2 separate regions of the Homo sapiens genome follow, and region 2 is linked to region 1. The links are chromatin loops, found by intact Hi-C in ENCODE. Cell type or tissue: endothelial cell of umbilical vein. All regions are shown on one strand. Each heading gives the region's core, and the rest is flanking DNA. Links, peaks and the distances in the headings are about the cores only.

Region 1 (10,393 bases), core at 2,086-7,085:
CTGTGCTCACGAGTCTGGCCTAAATGGCCCCCACACTCCAATTTCTGTTCCTCTAAGGAGGATTCTAAGCTCTGGGAGAGGGGTGCCAAAACTTCAGATTTCCTAAAGAACATTAGTTAAAATGCAGATTCCCAGGCACATGAACTCAGGGTGATTTCCATGAACATGTAAACTGCCAAGAGCCCAGTGGAGAGCAAAGACACCTCTACTTTTGCCTTCATGGGGACCGAGAATAGTAACTCCCAAGTTTTCTCCTGTTACCTGAGACCAGGGTCCAAGGCTCCATTGTGGAGGGCAGGCATGGCTGTTGCAGGCTTGGACCTGAGTGGGTGTGCTCACTGGACAGAGAGAATGCAACACTGCTTCCTCCTTTTGGAAGGGCTTCTTTTGCACACACTGGATCTTTCGGCTCTGCTGGCCTCCAGCACAGGCCTTGCTGCATGTACTCCATTCACCTGGCATCCAGCTTTCAGTGCAAAACAAACATTACCAATGAAGCCAAACTTTGTATGATAACTTCCAAAGCAGTTACTGTGAAAGGTAAACCACCTATGGAAGCCATGAATCAATTTCAGAACCAATAAGATAAGTTATTCTAATTGTTCTTTGAGGGATCCAGAGGCTTATACTAATGTGATTGAGATATAAATAATCACATTTAATCATCCCACAGTTCTACAAATATACTCCCGCCTCTGCATGAGAAGAAATACATGCCACTTTAAAATCTGCACAATTCATTGAGCCAAATTTGTTGGGATTTTAACTATGTGTCAGGGACTCTCCTAAGCATTAGGATTAGAAAAATTAAGGCAGCAGCCTTCTTTCCATTAAGGAGCCTATAACACAGTAAAGAGGTGGATATGTGAACAAATAAAGACAGTACTTTCTGATAAGTGCTGCAATGGAAGTCAACATAAAATACAATGAGGAGGCTCATGGAACAGTCATCAATGAGAGAGAAAGAGAGGGAGGTTTGTGCAGGAGAGAGGGGTACATTTAGAGAAGGTCTCACAGAGGATATTTTTAAGTGGGTACTTCCCCAAATTACTTTTCTGATTACACCTGAATTTAGTGATAGGTTAAATACCTACCTTCATTTTCTTTAAAATTTGCCAGACCAGTTTTTTTTTAATAGCTATCTGTCTGAGACTTGGTATATATTTGAACGGTTATCAATTGAAACTTTTTTTGTTTTTGAGATGGAGTCTTGCTCTTGTTGCCCAGGCTGGAGTGCAATGGCTCGATCTCAGCTCACTGCAACCTCTGCCTCCCAGGCTCAAGTGATTCTCCTGCCTCAGCCTCAGATTATGACAAATGCACTATTATTTACAAGAAAAAAAAAAGTGTGTGTGTGTATATATATATACACACACATATACGCACATCTTTATATATAAAGATTGTGTAATACGATTGCATCACCACAAACCAAACACTACTTATGAAGATGATCTAAAACATTGGTGAATGCAACACTGCTTTAGAAGAAACTCCCATCCATTTTATATAAATATATTTGGCAGAAGATAAATCACATGAAAGAGACTCCCTTTAACTGGGAAGATTACTTAAAATTAGTCTTCAAACAATAGTGTGGCTAAAGTCAATCCAAGAACAAACTCACTGAGCCCCTCCAAGGCTGCCATCATCAGCGGTGGAGTTACCACTTGGCCTATACCCCATTCTTTTTATTTTGTGTCTTGCTACTGTGTAATTTTGCATTTGGGGTTTCATGGCCCGCATAATATTATGATTTTTAAATTCTTGGACCATTTACAAAAAAGTTAGGCACACAACCGCACGCAAATTGAACTAATTTAGGATTCTGTGTTATTTAAATATCTGTCTGATTCCATTCAGAGAAGAGGAATCCCTATGCAAAGGTTAAAAGAAAAAAGCACCTCACGCCTGTAATGCCAGAACTTTGGGATGCTGAAAACAGGCAGATCACTTGAGGCCAGCCTGGCCAACATGGCAAAACCCCGTCTCTACTAAAAATACAACAATTAGCTAGGTGTGGTGACGTGCACCTGTAATCCCAGCTACTAAGGTGGCTGAGGCACAATAATTGCTTGAATCCAGTAGGCAGAGGTGGCAGTGAGCTATCATGAGGCCACTGTACTCCAGCCTGGGCAACAGAGTGAGACTCCTTGTTCCTCCTCCCCTCCAAAAAAAAAGAGGTCTTCATATCCCAAGCAAGCTTGCTTTTAAATAGCCAGTAAATTTATTCCTGGCTATCAAGCCAAAGTCAAGTGAGTACCAAAAGTAAATTTGTATTTTTCAACTCAAATGTAAACTTCAACCATCTTTTTTAAAAAAATTTCTTTTAGAGACAAGATCTCACTCTTTCACCCAGGCTAATATGTAAGTGGCACAATCATGACTCACTGGAGCCTGGAACTCCTGGGTTCTACTGATCTTCCCTCTTCAGCCTCCCAAGTAGCTAGGACCACACACGTGCCACCATGCCTAGCTCATCATCTTCTATTACTTTTTAAAGTATTGCGTCTACCTTTGAATCACTTTCCATTAGCAGTATTCACAGTGAGCTTTCATCATCTCATAACAACAATGAAGGCATACAAGTACAAAACTAAACAAAAAGACACTTCCAAATGACTTACTAAGCCGGGCAGGAGAAAGCGTTGCAGATTTTGGGCTCAGTTACTGGCTTGGTTTTTGCACTGCAGAATGAGGAATTGACTTGAGTATTTTGATCTCGCAAGCAAATGGCCTTTACATTTATGTAACCTGGTAAGACATCAGAAGTGACAAAGTGAAAATTACAGATTATTATTTCAATTTGGTTCTAAGTTTAGCTTCTGATTTACCAGCATTGTGATATTTTATTTCAGATATGGAATCCAAATATTTTGTGGAACGCTTCCTTTTGATGAAATTTGCAACTAATTTGAATTCCATTCCCCTCCCTAAAATAATATATTTTATATTTTAATAATTGTAACATGTAGATTATTGGTTTTCAAGACTGATGTGGATACTAGAACCATAAATTGATAAATACAACCTTTTGAAAACAGAATGACTATAAAGGGTAACATCCCAGGCAAACTTTATTATCAGATTAATGTTCTTCAAAGAAAAACCATTCGTGAGTTATATATGGAAACCCTAAGATTTTGCCTTAACATGAAATATCTCATACTTCTTAAGAGCATGGGGCACATAAAAGCAAAGAGTAGAACTCACTAAATATGTATTAAAACCTATCAGCCAGGGCTCTGCTTTTGCTTTTTTTTTTTTTTTTTTTTTTTTTTGAGATGGAGTCTCATTCTGTCGCCCAGGCTGGAGTGCAGTGGCGTGATCTTGGCTCACTGCAACCTCTGCCTCCCGGGTTCAAGCGATTCTCCTGCCTCAGCCTCCCAGATACCTGGGATTACAGGTGTGTGACACCATACCCAGCTAATTTTTGTATTTTTAGTAGAGACGGCCATGTTAGTCAGGCTGGTCTTGAACTCCTGACCTCAGTGATTCACCGGCCTCAGCCCCCAAAGTGCTGGTATTATAGTCATGAGCCACTGCACCCGGCCTCTGCTTTTGCTTCCTTAGTGGCATCCCACTGCCTTGCTTTCAACATTAATTTCAGGACTTCTTATCAGGGGCATATATTTTTTTAAAAATGTGTGAATAATTGTATTTTTTAGTTCCCCAAATAGAGATGCTGCCTCCCCTTTGAATTGTGTTTTTTATTTACATTGGAACTTTGTCTTCAAATATAATCTGAGAAAGAATAAGTCACTCCTGCTATAATGATTAGCAGTTAGTCCAGCTCCTGGGGCTGAAGCAGGTTTGCTTTCAGGAGGCACTTACGAAAACCACATCAAGGCCGGGCACGATGGCTCACACTGATAATCCCAGCACTTTGGGAGGTCAAGGAAGGCGGACTGCTTGAGGCCAGGAGTTTGACACCAGCCTGGGCAACATGGCAAAACCCCATCTCTATAAAAAAGAAAAAAACGGGCCAGGCATAGTGGCAGGCACCTGCAGTCCAAGCTACTTAGGACGGTGAGGTAGGAGGATGGCTTGAGCCCCAGAGGTCGAGGCAGCAGTGAGCCGTAATTGTGCTACTGCATTCCAGCCTGGGTGACAGAGTGAGATCCTATCTCAAGAAAAAATAACAAAAACAAAAAATCAACATTCCTTGAAGTTAACCGTTGACTTTAATAGGACTTATTCATCTGAATTCTTTTTCTCTTGGACACAGGACACACCAGGGTCTGTGAGTCATGCGAAGGGGTTGCTAAGGCAGGGCAAGGCGAGAATTTCACAACTGGCTTCCTCTGCATCCTCCTCTTGGCTGGATTTAGATTCTGTAAGTGGAAAGCAAATCAAACTTCTCTCCTTCCCAAGGCACTGTGCTCTCCCTGGAATACCAGAAAGCTATTGGAAATGTTCTCAAGAAACACTGGATATGAGAAAGACCTCATAATCTGTGACTAAATGAAACAGTGTGAAGAGATGTCTATAACATGATTTCAGTACAGAGGGATACAAAATGATACTCACGGTATGTGAGTCTGTCAAACACATGTTTGCTTACATGTGCCTAGGGAAACAAATGATATAGATCAAAATATTAACATTGGCTATTGCCTGTTTACAAATTATGGGGATTACCTTTCTTCTTAATAGCCCATTGCTTTTAAAATGGGTATTACTAGAAAATGTATTACCTTTTAATTATTTTATATATGTATCCTAAAAAAGTATTTTTTCATACTTTGTTAATTAGCATGGACCTACAGATAGGCCTTTCAGACATAAGAATTTCTTCATTTTCTGTATCTTTGCTCTGTCTCTGATTCTAAGCCTTATTATGCTTAGTGGGATGGAACCAGTAGGAAGTCTCACTGTCACCAGGTGCTCTGAATAATAGGAAATGAGAGACCAACATTCATGCTGTGGTTTCAGGAACTTATTTTGGGCACTTGTTCTTCCTCCCAAATGAGCAAGTGTGACAATGGTTTAACCCCCAAATATGTGACATTGTTCACATCTAAATAAAACGCCTTCCTTCTACTCACCCAGTAGATGGTTGCTGTTGTTCCTTCCTTGCAAGGGTTGTCTCAGATTTAATCCATTCCTCTAGTGAGAGAACCTTTGCTGACCTTACCCCTGAGGGGATATCCATGTTTCAGATAGACATCTTAAGTTTGCCATGTATGCGTCCTCACTTGCCTTGACCCTAGCTTTTATAACTTCCAAATGGAAGGTTAATAATGACAGAAAAGCCAAGACTGGCGGAAACTAAAAGCTGAAAATTAAACATATATATATAATATAAATATGCTTCTATTTGTAAATAATTCAATATATTTTATATGTTTTTCCCATAAGTTTTAGATGTGTAACTTTTGAGCCTTGGTTGTGGTTGATTTGAGCTTTGTGAGAGTTGATTCCTTACCACATAGGAAAACCCTTAACTAATGCCATAATATTTGCTTTTATGGTGATGGTTCTCATAAAAGACAGTTCTTGGGTGGCTTATTTAAACCATATTATGTTAAAGACGCCTGGAGTGAAAGAACCTGTTTTAAGAGAGACAGACTTTGGAGACAGAATGAGAAAATCATCTACCTCCACCACAGGAGACGGAGCACTCTGACTGCACGATACTCCAGGTATAGGCAGGTCTTTTTGTGGCTGGTGGAGTTCCATTCATGACCTTGGGAAGTGCATACTTCCAAGCTATCCCTGGATTTTTGCCTTGCATCAGAATCTGGACAGTGTAAGATAAAAATCAGAGATCAAGATACAGGTCAGACCCTGGAATTCCAGAAATCTTACTGAACATTTTAAAGATATTTACATGACATTTTGACCTTAACATTGGTATACTTCATTGTTCCCAAGTATGTTTTATGTTGACTTAAAGCTTTCCCAGGACACTTTAAAATGTGTCCCTTCATGTTATCAAAACTGTGATTTAGGTAGATGCTAAAGAGCAAAACACGATTGACATTTGCCATAAGCCCATAACGTATACACAAACACATACATACACACACACACTCACACACATATATGTATCATAAAGAAGAAAGAAAGGTTATACTGTTGGGTCTAAACCCTAACTTAAAAACCTAGCATGGTGAACACACATAGTCGTACCCTACAGAAAATAGTTAAAACTGAATCTACATATATATATTTTTATGATCTATCCTAGGTCACAATTTACAAGCTCTCTCCTGGGTGCTAGTGGAAGTTGAAACAAGGGAAACACTCCAAAACCCACAGAATACCCCCACTTAGAGTTGCTATCATCAACTTCAGAATCCAAATGTGTTTCCAATATACTTTCCATAGAAAATTTTCCCAAAGAGAATTTGTTAACTGTGTGCTAGGATGAGCAGATAAGAAGAAAAGAAACATGTTCAGAATCAGCAATTGGAATACATGCATTAGAATAGACTTAACCTCCAAAAAGGCAACAACTTAGGATAAATCTGATCCCATAAAGTCTGACTACTAAAATAAGAGCAATCACATATTGGGCACTTCCCAAGTGCCAAGCACTCTGCAGCCATTCTTAATGCATCATAAAACATTCTTCTAACAACTCTATAATGTAGCTGCCTATATTTTCATTGAAAAAAAAAAAAACTGGAGAGAAAGAACTTGTGCAAGATCACACAAGTGACTAGGGACTGAGCTTAAGTAAAGCCACCAACCAAAATGTGCCTACACAATGCAATGTATCACCTTGTTTTTGATGTAGGAAAAGCATCTGTCTGCCTTCTTAATGCCCTCTTAACTACTCCTCTTTCTTCTTTTTTCTTTTCCAAGCTGAAAGCATGAATATAAATAGCTGGTTCTTTCCCACTCCATGAATCTTGTGGAAAATTCTTTACCACTAGAACTGGGCATTCATGCCCAAGAGGCAAAGCTGATTGCCAGTTAAAAAATAGGAACCCCTGGCTCTGTCTCCCTCGGGTGGGATCCCACCTCCATTAGAGTTTGGTGGGTGGCAGCTGTTCAAGGCCCTTCATTTCACCAGATCACTCTTTAGGATGGTACAAAATGACTTCTATTTTGCTACTGGCTTAAATGTCTCCAGGAGTATTATGACTAACTCTTAAGATTCCATGGTGTACACATCAGTTTGTAGAGCAACAAAACAAATCTCGATGCCTCCTAGAAATAATCAAATGTTAATAGATGGATCTGTGTTCCCCCATCCAAAACCAAATCAATACAAAACACAACAGGTAGTACCATTACATGAACAAATGCCCAGTTATCAGTTGCCAATAAAAAAAAATCTTGAAATCAAAGTCTTAGGAGTCTTTTATTTTGAAGATCTTTCTAGTCTTTGCTTTTTTTTTTTTTTTTTTTTTAACTTTCGCAGCTAAGTCATACAGCTGTTCTTGGAACCCTGTGTTCAACTTAACACAACATTTCACACATGTTGAATAAATACTATGCTTTCCTTATTTCCACAGTATTTTTGAATAAATAGTATGCTTTCCTGCAGTGTTTCTGTTAATGTTTTCATCTGATATTAAGTAAATACAGAAACTTTACAGTTTTATTCATGGTCAAACTAGAATTGTGAGAGCAGTTTTACATTCAGAAGATGATCCTGATGCTGGTTAATAATTCAATTTCATATTCGGTTAAAGCAGTATTTCAAATGTAGCACTTATTTTGCCTTTTTTTTATGCAACAAAAATGCAGAGACCTTGTACCACAGAAAATTATGCACTGTACCGTATTTACTTGTGTGGCAATACAATGTGAGTGCAATGCATAAGAGTTACAGTGCGCTAAGGCCCACAAGGCAGAATGGTATTGCAGTACAAAGAGGTCGCATCACACACATACGCACATAGTAGGGGCAAGCTTAAGTATAAATGCTATACAGAAAGAAATTAACTTACTCAACTGCACTTTCTAGTATCACCCCATTCCTCCCATTCAAACTAGATCCTAATATTTTCTGCCATAGGGGAACAGATCCCCAATAAAAACGCAAAGAAAATATAAAAGAACATTAGTTCTTGCCTTTTGAGCTTCTAGGACTTATGTTCTGCTGATTAAAAAAGTAGTTTGACAAATTTTCAACAGACATTTGAAATATATTCCCCTTTCACCTTTTAGACAGATTCTAGAGCCTAAGCCATACATGGCCTGTGGTTTCACTGCAAAACATTTTTAAATGTTGCTGTGAACAGCAGGATGTGTTCAAGAAAAAAAAATGTGTTTAAGAAAAAGACTGTGATGATAAAAGTGTCACCAGTATTAAGCAAAAACAACCACATGTCAAGCTTCCCCAGACCTTCACTCAAGCCAACCATACAAAATTATCAATGCAACCAACAAGAAGGGAACTCACACAATCTCCCATTGTCAAATGTTTCTCTGTGTCTGTATCCGTATCCTCCTCTTCCTCCCCTGCTGTCACTCAGGATGCCCTGTCCTGGCTCCAAGTCCAAGTTCTTTACTACACACTGATTCCATCTCCCCTCATCTCCACCAGGATGTGACCACCGTAGTTGCCCCACGTATGGCTACTGAGTGCTTGAAATGCACTCGTGTGGTTGAAGTCAAAAGCCTTTTAATTTAAATAACCATGTGTGACTAATGGCTACCATACTGGATGCATGGCTACGGATGACACCCCGCCTCTGACACCCATCTTCCATACTACATTGTCTACTTGGCATCTCCACTTGAATGCTTAAGAGTATATCAATGTCTAACTTTTTTCTGCCTCCCTGAAAGGCTGCTCATAGGGAATACCCTTCCAGTTGTTTAGGCCAAAATAAAAACTTGGAGCCATTTTAGACTTCTCTTTTTCTGACAGACACTCATATTTAATAGATCAGAAATGGTGTTACTTTAACTTTTATCCTCTCTCATATCTTACCACCTCATATGTTGTTGCTCCTGCCCTGATCTAAGCCACCATCATGTCTCTTGTGACCTCCACGGTCAAGACAATAAAAAAAAAAATGACTTTCGGGAGGGGGAGAAGTGATATCCCCCAGTGGAGAAGATGAGACAGATTCATATATTAAAAAAACACAGTCACAGTTATTTGGGTTAAAAATCAAGTGCTAGGGCCGGACGCGGGGGCTCGCGCCTGTAATCCCAGTACTTTGGGAGGCCGAGGTGGGTGGATCACGAGGTTAGGAGATCGAGACCATTCTAACATGGTGAAACCCCATCTCTACTAAAAATATTAAAAAACAAGCCAGGCCTGGTGGTGGGCACCTGTAGTCCCACCTACTCGGGAGGCTGAGGCAGGAGAAGGGCGTGAACTCAGGAGGCGGAGCTTGCAGTGAGCCGAGATCACGCAACTGCCCTCCAGCCTGGGCGACAGAGCAACACTCCATCTCAAAAAATCAAGTGCTACAGATCCTATAAAAGGAATTGAAATGTTTTAGTAAATCTGAGGTGGGGGAGGAAATCACATTATCATCTAAAGAAGCTTTGTAGCTATCACTTATTAATAACAAATCTCGGTGATGATTATAGCGAAGAAGACACAAAGCAACAAAATTTGAGTTTCTGGCCAGGCACTTTGGGAAGCTGAGGCAGTAGGATCTTTTGAGCTCAGAAGTTCAATATCAGCCTGGGCAACACAGCAAGACCCCATTTCTAAAATAAAATTTTAAAAAACTAGCTAGGTGTTGTAGTGTGTGCCTATAGTCCCAGCTACTTGGGAGGCTGAGGCAGGGGGCTGCTTGAGCTCAGGAGTTGGAAGCTGCAGTGAGCTATAGTCACACCACTGCACTCCAGCCTGGGCCATAGAGTGAGACACTGTCTCAAAAACAAAAACAATCAAATACTTCTGTTTTCTTTGAAGATTTCTATTCCCCCCTCTGAAAAAGACAAACTGTTACACTGTGTTTCCCACATCCCTTTTCCTAAACTTGAAAATGAGGATCCTCAGCAAAGTAAAATCCTTGAACTAAAGGTAAGACCAGCAATGATCAGAATATTAAACAGCAGTAAGGGAACAAATCCATTTCATAATATCATGGTAATACAAAACTCATGTATCTGGCCAAAAGAAAAAGAGAAATAACTTACACAATTTGCTGTACATGTTCTTAGGAACGTGCAGCTTTAAATTAACTCATAAAATACATAGTAGCTATTTGTATGCCTGTGTATGTGTGTTACTATTACAGTTTTATGGCCAGTAGCATATAGAGCATATTGTTTATAGTTTATTTCCTTAACATATTAATGCATTCAATGAATACATAAATGAAGGCCTCTTAACTTTACAAAAATCAAATGACTCAAGGTTTGCCTTTAATGTATGTGTAGCTATAAATTCACATGCAGAGTTCAATGTGTTATCATGTAGACCGAAAGACAATATTTGTACAAACCAGCAGAAAGCTGATGTAAG
Region 2 (10,393 bases), core at 3,136-8,135, 100 kb after region 1:
AGGCATGTAAGATATGGAGATTGTTTTGTAAAACACAGAGACCAGGTGAATTCCAAAAACATTACTGTTGTCAGAGAGCTGCACATTAAACGCTATTCCAGCTTTGTTCACTAAACAAGTGCCAGTCTTCATTGCCTTTTTTTTTTTTTTTAATTTTTTGAGACACAGTCTCACCCTGTCTCCCAGGCTGCAGTGCAGTGGCACAATCTTGGCTCACTGCAACCTCTGCCCCCTGGATTCAAGCGATTCTCTTGCCTCAGCCTCCTGAGTAGCTGGGATTACAGGCGCCCGCCACCACGCCTGGCTAATTTTTTTGTATTTTTAGTAGAGCTAAGGTTTCACCATGTTGGCCAGGCTGGTCTCGAACTCCTGACCTAAGGTGATCCACCTGCCTCAGCCTCCCAAAGTGCTGGAATTTTAGGCGTGAGCCACCACGGCCGGCCTGGATTGCTTTCTAGGAGACCCATACTGTCCCAAATCTAACACAATTATTTCTACATGTAGAGTAAAGAAAAAATAGCTTTAGAATCTAAGTTAGACATGGGAAAGAAGAAAAATCAACTGTGTAGAAAGGAGAAACTTTGTGTATTTATTCCTACATAAGTGAAATACACTGTATACAAAAGAAGGGCAGAGTCCTCATTTTTCCAAGTTTCCCAAGTACAAATATAAAGGATGTTAGACTTCCCACAGGCCATGGCTATAATGTTAAAATGCTATAATTAATATAACTTTTCCACTGCAAACATTTTCATTATCATTCAGCAGATGTTATATTAAAAGAAAGAAATAACTCCATGCTAAAGGGAATGCTCTTCTTTTTGACAAGTTTAATGGTTTCTTCTTAACTAGATAGTTATGTAGGTCTCATAGAATTTGGAGTCATTAACACAGTGATGTTAATCTATTCCAAGAACTGAGTAAAACTGCCCACTATACAGAGCATGAGAAGAAAATAGGATTTATACAAAAAAAGAGAAAATGTTGATATTTAGGATGATTGCAAACTGGTAGCAGACATGTGCTTTGTTTTGCCCATGCAGAGCTTACAAAAAATGTTGAGTAAGTTGCCCACATTAAACATTGGAAGATTTCACATCATATCCAGATGTTGGCTTGTCTGGAAAACTCAAAGCAGGCAACACTTGGACCTTGATCCTGAAAAACTGAAGACAGTAAGCACCTTCCCTACTGAGATGTAGCCTCCTGTCCCTGTCTGCCACAGGGTCCTCTGTGTTGTCCTATGTACAGCAAAATTGCTTTACCTACTTGTGTATCCTCCCTGACCTTAGGATTTGAGTTTGGGACACCCAATATAAAGGATGGTAAGGGTAAGAAATCAGGAAGAAGTAATCTAAAGAAGAGGAAGGGCCGGGCATGGTGGCTCACACCTATAATCCCAGCACTTTGGGAGGCCGAGGCAGGCAGATCACCTGAGGTTAGGAGTTCAAGACCAGCCTGGCCAACATGATGAAATATCGTCTCTACTAAAAATACAAAAATTAGCCGGATGTGGTGATGCATGCCTGTAATCCCAGCTGCTTGGGAGCCTGAGGCAGAAGAATCACTTGAACCTGAGAGGCAGAGGTTGCAGTGAGCCAAGATCACGCCACTGCACTACAGCCTGAGAAACAGAGAGACACTCTGTCTCAAAAACAACAACAACAACAACAACAACAACAAAAATAAATAAAGAGAGAAAGAGAAAGAGAGAGAGAAGAGCAGGAACCCCAGGGAGTGGTATAACAATCACACACGACAGAGAAACGGAGGGCTTCCAGAAGGCAGTGATCAAAGCTGCCAGACACTTCAGAAAAGTCAGATAACCTAAAGCCTGAGAGCAACCCACCACCTTTGCAACGAGGAGGCTGTGATAACTTTGGTAACGACCATTTTAAGGCATTGGTCTAGATCACGGTTTCTCAGTCTCTGCACTGTTGACATTTTGGGTCAGGTAAGTCTTTGCTGTTGGGGGTTGGGGGCTGTCAGTGCATTCATTACAGGAAGTTTAGCAGCATTCCTGGCCTCTACCCACTTGATGACCTTAGTACACACCCCGAAATATGATAACCTAAAATAACTCTAGCCACTGCTGAATACCCCCTGGGGTACAAAATTCTCCATGGTTGACAGCTACTGTTGTAGGTAGAAAACAGATGAAACTGTGTTAAGAAGTGTAAGTTTAAGACCTAAAGAGAGAGAAGACTGAAAATATGCACCTAGATGTTTGGGTGGGATGAGAAAAACCGTCATAGGGTAGCTGCTGCAGGGAGATGTTGAAAATACAAAAAATAATTTACTTAGGTATGTAGAAATAGAACTGACATGATCCTGTTCAGTGGCCATCAGCATCCTGACCTGACTGCTATCTTTTCTTGCAGGCCAAAAGGAACAATCCTTTGTGGGAAATGCCTCCCACCCCACTTTCATTCCATGTGATTCAGCTAGAAGCTAGACCCACCACCAGGTGTGGGGGATGCCACTTTACTCAGGCTTAGAGATGAGGCTATCTCAATCCCAGCCAAGGCACCAGCGCTGTGCACATTGCTGTCTTTGGTCTGAAACTGTTAACTGATAGGTAGTAAGGCTAGGTACCACTTCAGGCAGTGGGGGATGGTGAGGATGAAGCAGACAAGGAGGAAAGTAGGCCAGAGAGATGGAGAGACACCAAGTCCTTCTGACATCACTTAGCACCTCAATCCCCCAGAGTTAGAACTAGACACTTCTTTTTCACTTAAATTCAGGTGAATGAAGCATTTATCTCTTAAAAGAAAGCCTCAGAGAAGCTAGAGGAGTTCTGACTTAAGTTTTTATGTTGTTGTTTCCCTACCCTAGAAGATAAAACTAAGTGATGTCTTTTGTTTCTTTTCATTAAGAGACTCTACTACTACTTGCTAGTATTAGGGTTCTAGAAAGTTGCTTAATCACCCTGACCTTTTGCTGTTTCAATCGAGAAATGGAGAAGAAAACACTATACACTTCATAGAGTTGTCTGGGGCTGCAAGTAATATGCTGCCGAGCACAAAGTAGTAAAATGCCTTGGTTACACTAAGCATTCAAAACATGTCAATAGCTACTATTCAGGATGCAACCATGACTTATATTCAGGATGCAACCATGACTTGATTACCACTACTGCTGCTGCTACTACCACTCCTACTAATGATGATATTTACAACTATAACTGTAATGTCCCTAAGTAATAGTCTCTAGTATAAACTAATTACAGATAGCTTTGTCTGTACAATCTGGAATCCTATAGGAGTCTATCTTTAGGAAGAGAGTGGCTTATATGAACATCTTGCCAGGTATGGGCTCTTTAAAATAAGCAAAAAGGCTTTCAAGGATCAAGAACTCTATGGTGGCACTGGTTAATCAACGCCCCATAGCCAGATATCTCAAATAAGCTAATACAATTTAAAATGGAATCTCTGACCCTGCATACTTGAAAATCTACCCCCCAATTTGGGGTCTCATAGAAGACCTCCATGGTCTTATACCCATTCCCTATAGGCTCCTCACATCTCAGCTCCAGCTGCAGTAGACAGTTCAGGCTAAGCTCAGCCTTGCCTCCAGCAGACCACATCCCACCTAGAGCCAGCATTACATATCTTCGCACCTGTTCCCCATGCTTTTCTTCTATCCCAGAGTCTACTTAGCCTCCAGCCATCCTTTGGGGATGGAGTGAGTTAAGACCCCTGGGACTACCCCTGATTAATGGAGGGTAGAACCCAGTGAACATCCTATTTCAGGGGGAATTGTGTGTGTGTGTGTGTGTGTGTGTGTGTGTCTGTGTGTGTGTGTGTGTGTGTGTGTTTTGTTTTTTTTTTTTTTGAGACGGAGTCTCGCTCTGTCGCCCAGGCTGGAGCGCAGTGGTGCAATCTCAGCTCACTGCAAGCTCCGCCTCCCGGGTTCACGCCATTCTCCTGCCTCAGCCTCCTAAGTAGCTGGGACTACAGGCGCCCGTCACCGCACCCGGCTAATTTTTTGTATTTTTAGTAGAGACAGGGTTTCACCGTGGTCTCGATCTCCTGACCTCGTGATCCGCCTGCCTCGGCCTCCCAAAGTGCTGGGATTACAGGAGTGAGCCACCACGCCTGGCCTCTCTGTGGTTCTTAAGAGATTATGGCAGAATTTAACTCACAGTGCCCTCAGAAGAATCCTCTAGAAAGCATTCTTATACTGCTGTTGTTCCTTCCTTATCTCATTCTCTCTGTCTGCTCACTTCTGCTTCCTGGGATCACCTCCCAAATAAACTACCTGCACCCAAAATTCTTATCTCAGGCTCTATTTTGAAAGAAACCAAATTGCCAGGCATGGTGGCTCAGGCCTGTAATTCTAGCACTTTGGGAGGCTGAGGTGGGTGGATCACCTGAGGTCAGGAGTTTGAGACCAGCCTGGCCAACATGGAGAAACCACGTCTCTACTAAAAATACAAAATTAGCCAGGCGTGGTGGCGGGTGCCTATAATACCAGCTACTCAGGAGTCTGAGGCAGGAGAATTGCTTGAACCCAGGGACAGAGGTTGCGGTGAGCCGAGATCATACCACTTCACTCCAGCCTGGGCAAAACAGCTAAACTCCATCTCAAAACAACAACAATAACAACAACAACAAAAGAAAGAAAGAAACCAAATTGTAACATAAATCAAGCCACAATAATCCAAGATAATAGCAAATATGTTTACTGTGTACTAGATGCCATTTTCAGACCTTTACTGAAATTAATTCATCATTCCTTTGAAATGGATGATATTACTGATTCCATTTCAGAGATATAGAAAGGAAGGCACAGAACATTTAAATAATTTGCCCAAATCCCACAGTCACCAAATGGTGAAGCCAGGTTTGGAATTCTGGCTGCAGAGCCTCAGTCACTGTAGTATGCTCTCCATCTCTACACTAGAATTGACAAGTTCTGTGTGAAGATGAACTTTATGTATCAAATTGACTGGGCTAAGGGATTCTCAGATAGCTGGTAAATGTTATTTCTGGGTGTGTCTATGAGGGCATTTAAGGAAGAGAAAGCATGGGAATCAGTAGACTAAAGAGGATTCACCCTCACTGACACAGAGAAGCATCATCTAATTTCTTGAGGGTCTAGACAGAACGAAAATGAAGAGGAAGGATGAATTTGATCTCTCTCTCGCTCTCTTTTCTTGAGCAAGGATATCCATCTTCTTCTGCCCTAGGACATCCACACTCCAGGTTCTTGGACTTCTGTAGTTTAGGACTTACATCAGCAGCCCCCACATTCTCAGGCTGTCAGCCTTGGAGTAAGAGTTACACCTTTGGCTCCCTTGGGTTTCAGGTGTTCGGACTCAGGTCAAATCACATCACTATCTTTTCTGGTTCTCTAGTTTGCAGACAGCATATTGTGGAAATTTTCAGCTTCCATAGTGGCACGAGCCAATCCCTATAATAAGTTCCCTAGCTACCTACCTACCTAATTGTATGTCCTATGGGTTCTGTTTTTCTACGGAACGCTGACTAATACACTCGGTCTCCTTCTAGAACCGTTGCAAACACACAGGTATACAAAGAACTTTAGTTATATAATGAGATACTCAATTTCCTAAGTTTCCTGCTGCAGCACAAAATATGACCCATCACTTGCTTCCTGCCCAGTGAAAGGAATATTCCACTGGCAGATGTCCAGTCCCTCCACCTCTGAGCACTCCTGTCCTCTTCTGGAAGCAGGCCTAGGGGCCAGCAATGTCTGTTATCCCGATAGTCCTGGAACACCCTTCTACGTGTGTTAGGTTCTAACATAGAGAGGGCTTTTCCAGGCTCCTGCAAATCCCTGGGTGGGGCCTGGAGCATTTGAGGTTGAGAAGGAAAAAACTGAATCTACTTGTAAGCGGTGGCCGAGATCACTAATGGGGATTTCAACTCTGCGAGCAAATTTAAGTCCCACATTTAGGCAGAATGTAAATAACTTTTAAAAATAACTTTAAGTAGAAGATTTATTTACATGCCTTCCCTTCCCTCATTTGATCAACTTGAATAATTAAAGACTAATGATAGAAAATACATTTTCACAAAACAAAGTGAAGGCTGGATGAGCACTGTTGGCCTCCAAAAAGCAAAGTTTTGACTTCCAGGTCTCATCTTTACAAAATTATTCTAACTCTCTGCCTTTTTAAAAGGTACCTGGCTCAAGACCAAGAACTCCAGCCAAGGTTGAATGCCCTGAATTTTTTACCTTTGTGTCCAGCTTCCTCATGGGAAATGCCCCAAATGTCACTGAAACACAACCTCTCTCAAATACACATGGAGCAACTGCCGGACAGCAATCACATGGTGATACATTATTAATAATTTTTCACCATTACCATAAATTACAACAAACAGTAGCCACTATATTAACCGCTTATTATGTGCCAAGTACTGTTTAAACATTTGTACTTGTGTTAATGCAATTTCATACTCACTATAACGATGTGACAGATAATAATGTCAAATTTGTAGTTAAGGCAACTGATGCACAAAGAGGTCAAATGACTTACCCAGGGTCATATAGATAAGTGGGAAAGAAAATAATTAATTATTAAGAAAGTGTTAGTACCATTAGTCCAGAAAGAATTTTTTTATCCTTAGGCTAATTGTTAATAATAACGACCAGCACTTATTGAGCATCCTTTAAGTCACCTCATTTAATCCACATAATGAAATTTGGAGGTAGGCAGTATGAAGAGTAAGCAACTTTCTCAATGTCACAACAATTTTATCAAGTGGCAGAGCCAGTATTTGAACTCAAGATTATCTATCCTCAGACTCTGTGCTTCTAACTCACTACACATCCCACTATGATATGACATGAAAAGATAGAAAATCAGAGAATGGGAGGAGAGAAGGTTTAGGGACCAATGTAGTTAAAAGTCAATAGTAATAGTTCCCTGCCCTCTGAATATCTCTGCCCCTCTGCCTGGAATAGAGCCTGTTGATGGCTTAGTCAGGTCCTCTGAACAACATCTAAATGACCTGTGTGTCTCAGCCAGTTTACTATCTGTTAGGGGAGACTGAGTCATTCATTCATTCAAAATAGATATGTTGAATATTCATATACATCAGAGATGCTGGGAAAAATCAGACACAGCCCTCCTCACAGCACTTACAGTCTAGTGAGAGACAAATAACCAAGGAATCACACAATTTCAAATAAGTAACTTGAAAGGAAGGGACACGATGCCATGCAAGTACAAAACAAAGGGACTTGAGTGAATCTAGTTGGAGAAGAGGGTTGGCTGGGAAGGAAGGCTTTCCTAAGAGTGTGACCTTGGAGCAGAGATCTGAATGACAATTGGAGTTTTAAACTGGAAGCAACCCACCCTTCCTCCCTCCCTCCCTCCCTCCCTCCCTACCGTCCTCCCTTCCTCCCTTCCTCCCTTTTCCTCTGCTTTCTGCAGAGTACAATATGAAAATTCTTCAGAAGGTAATTCTTGTGAAACAAAAAGCTTTGCCCTTTAAAGACAACTGTGTCTCCTAACAGGAGGAAGAGGAGGAGGTGGAGGAGCAAAAAAACGTGAATGAATAAATCAAGAGCTTGAACTGACTTCTGCATTTCTGCTAAAACAATTATCAAACTCCACAAGCCAATAGATGCCTATGACCAAAGGGAAGGTGGAACTTTTCAGGGCAACAAGCAAATAGATTTGGAGGATACCTTTTCAGGGTCACAAAAAATTAGATTTAGGGGGGAAACAGATTTTGAGTGCAAACCTCAATTCCACTGTACTATATAATCATACATACCTAGGATTTCTCTATAAGTTCTTCTCTATAAGTCTGCAGAACCAATGGCCATAATAAAATTACAAGAAAGAAGAAAGGAAATCTTAGAAAATTTACTATGGGGCTAAATGTCATCTAAGAATCAACACTGGAAATAAGAGCAAACATAATTTGACTCTCAAATACATAGTAGATGGAGTAGTTAACAGTGCTGGACTGTTTTGTCTGTTCTGTTTGTGTAATGAAAGGATATAACTTCCCTAAACCCAAACCACGTCATTCTGTCCATCTTGTTTTCTAATGTATTTCTCACAGAGTGCACTCTGTGATCCTTTGCGTCTAAGGTGACTGATTCTATGCTAGGCTCTGAAGCTGCAAAGATGAGAATAATCACTCTCTATCCTCAAGAAGTTCCTTATCTACTAGGAAGATGGCCAAGTAAACTGGTAACTGCAGTGCAGCATGATGACAAAGATAAGCCCCAAGAGCTCAAAGCATGAATCCTTAACACAGTCTGGGAGTATCACAGAAGAATTTTTGCTGAAAAGGATGTTTGAACAGTGTCTTAATTAACAAGGCCAGAGCCCCCAGAGCGGGGGAATGTTTTTAGCACTGCTGTTAATTACCTTAGCCACTGGTGAGGAAAAAATTCAGAGTGATTTTGGGCAGATCAGCTCTGACTAAAGGTGACATTAAAATCCAGACAAAGGGAGCATTTGTCTTGAAGCAGCACTTGGCCACCCCTGGGCTGGGACTGGGAGAGAAAATGTGGACTCCTCAGACACATGTTGACAGCTAAGTGGATCCAAATTCATGTCCAGACAGGGAGCTCATGGTCAACTGCATTCAAAATTTTTCAATCCTGAATGAAAATCAAACTGAAACAGCAGAATCCTTTTCAATACCTCGAGCACCTTTCCATCCCACTTGGGAGAACAGCTTGCAATGTCCAATCCTGCATCCAATTCAGCTCTCATTTTGATCATCAATAGGACAGATTTATTGTAATGCTTTGAATGAGCAGATGGCCTGTAGTCAAGTTTCAACTCAATTTGATGTTGAGGACATAAACCTTAGGAAATGATCCCTTCCTGTGTGTTCTTAATTTCAACTTTTCCTAAGTGAGAAAGCAGTATTAAGCCTACAAAAGTTATTCCTCTGCTTTAATAGATGGGAGATCTTGAGTGATTAACCTCTTGTATTGTCTGCCAGGACTTTCCTAACAAAATACCATACACCATGTGGCTTATACAACAGAAAGTTATTTTCTTACAGTTCTGGAGGCTAAAAAGTCTAATATCGAAGCTCTGGCCACTATGGTTCCTGATGAGGGCTGACTTCCTAGGTTACAGATGGTCACCTTTTCACTGTTTCCTCACATGGTAGAGAAGGAGATCTCTGGTATCTCTCCCTCTTCTTATAAAGACACACTGGTCCTATCAGATTAGAGCCCCTTCTTTATGACCTCATTTAACCTTCACTACACTCTCACAGATCCTACTTCCAAATATATCAGGGTTGGAAGATGAGAAAGTGACGATCTAATAATCTATGTAAGAAAATGAAAGAAATATTAAACCCAAAGCAAGCAGTAGAAAAAAAATCCACATTTTTCAATTCACTTTATGAAGGTAGTCTAACTTTGATACCCAAACCTGACAAGGGTACAACAGTAAAATTACAGACCAAATTTTCTCACAAACATACAGATGTGAAATCTTAAAAATTTACAAATGAAATCTAGCAATGACTAAAAGTGACACTACATCATAACCAAGTAAGTTTTATACCAGAAAGCCAAAGCTGGCTTAACATTTGGAAAACCAATCCATTTACTGAGGAAAAAAAGAGAAAAATCATATGGTCAAAATAGATGCTGAAAATATAATGTATAGGTATAAATTATTAGAGAATTACAAATAAAAGGTGTTATCATCAATCTGATAGAGGGTATCTCAAAAGAAACCCACAGTTAACATCATGTATAATAGTGAAATAAAATCTTGCCCTCCAAGATCACGATTGAAACAAAGATGCTTGCTTTTATCACTTGTAATTATCACCACACTTGAGGTCCTTGACACTACAATAAACAATAAATAAATAAACAAATAAATCCATGAAGATTGGGGGAAGGGGAGGACTGTCATTATTCATAGGAAACATGATTGTATATTAAGAAAACTGAAAAGAATTTATAACATTACCAGGTATATACCCAAAGGAAAATAAATCATTCTACCAAAAAGACACACGCACTCATATGTTCATCACGGCACTATACACAATAGCAAAGACGCAGAATCAACCTAAAAGCCCATCAATAGTGAACTGGACAAATAAAATTTTGTACATACACACACAGCCATAAAAAAGAATATCATTTTTTTTGCAGCAACATGAATGCAACTGGACACCATTATCCTAAGCAAATTAACAAAGAAACAGAAAGCCAAATACTGCATGTTCTCACAAGGGGGAGCTAAACATTGGGTATATATGGATATAAAGTAGGAAAATTAGACACTGGGGATTACTAGAAGGGAGAGGAAGGGAGAAGAGAAAGGGCTGAAAAACTACCTATTGGGTACTCTGCTCACTACCTGGGTGACAGGATTATTCATACCCCAGACCTCAACATCATGCAAAACACTCATGTA

Evidence for each region. Peaks named below come from ENCODE experiments on the same cell type or tissue, not always from the same donor. Only the 100,000 strongest peaks of a DNase experiment are listed, where the experiment ranks them.
Region 2: a loop joins it to region 1, with 3 times the contacts of the local background. A loop is called at or near these places in 2 of 110 quality-filtered maps.

The regions. Positions count from the first base shown.
Region 1 is chr16:77,294,662-77,305,054 of GRCh38, forward strand. It overlaps ADAMTS18 (ADAM metallopeptidase with thrombospondin type 1 motif 18), which reads right to left. Exons shown (of 23, transcript NM_199355.4): 17 at 5,602-5,743; 18 at 2,628-2,754; 19 at 262-466. LOC124903727 (a long non-coding RNA gene) reads left to right here. Exons shown (of 2, transcript XR_007065122.1): 2 at 4,229-7,301. Among named protein-coding and RNA genes, the nearest start is that of SYCE1L, 100 kb to the left of the region's middle. RefSeq lists an enhancer at 7,783-7,952. In endothelial cell of umbilical vein, for the core only: no CTCF peak of the experiment used is centred there; DNase peaks (open chromatin) are centred at 3,550 and 4,260; H3K27ac peaks cover 4,732 bases.
Region 2 is chr16:77,396,666-77,407,058 of GRCh38, forward strand. The region is part of intron 3 of ADAMTS18 (ADAM metallopeptidase with thrombospondin type 1 motif 18); the gene reads right to left. Among named protein-coding and RNA genes, the nearest start is that of ADAMTS18, 33 kb to the right of the region's middle. In endothelial cell of umbilical vein, for the core only: no CTCF peak of the experiment used is centred there; DNase peaks (open chromatin) are centred at 5,706 and 6,196; H3K27ac peaks cover 600 bases.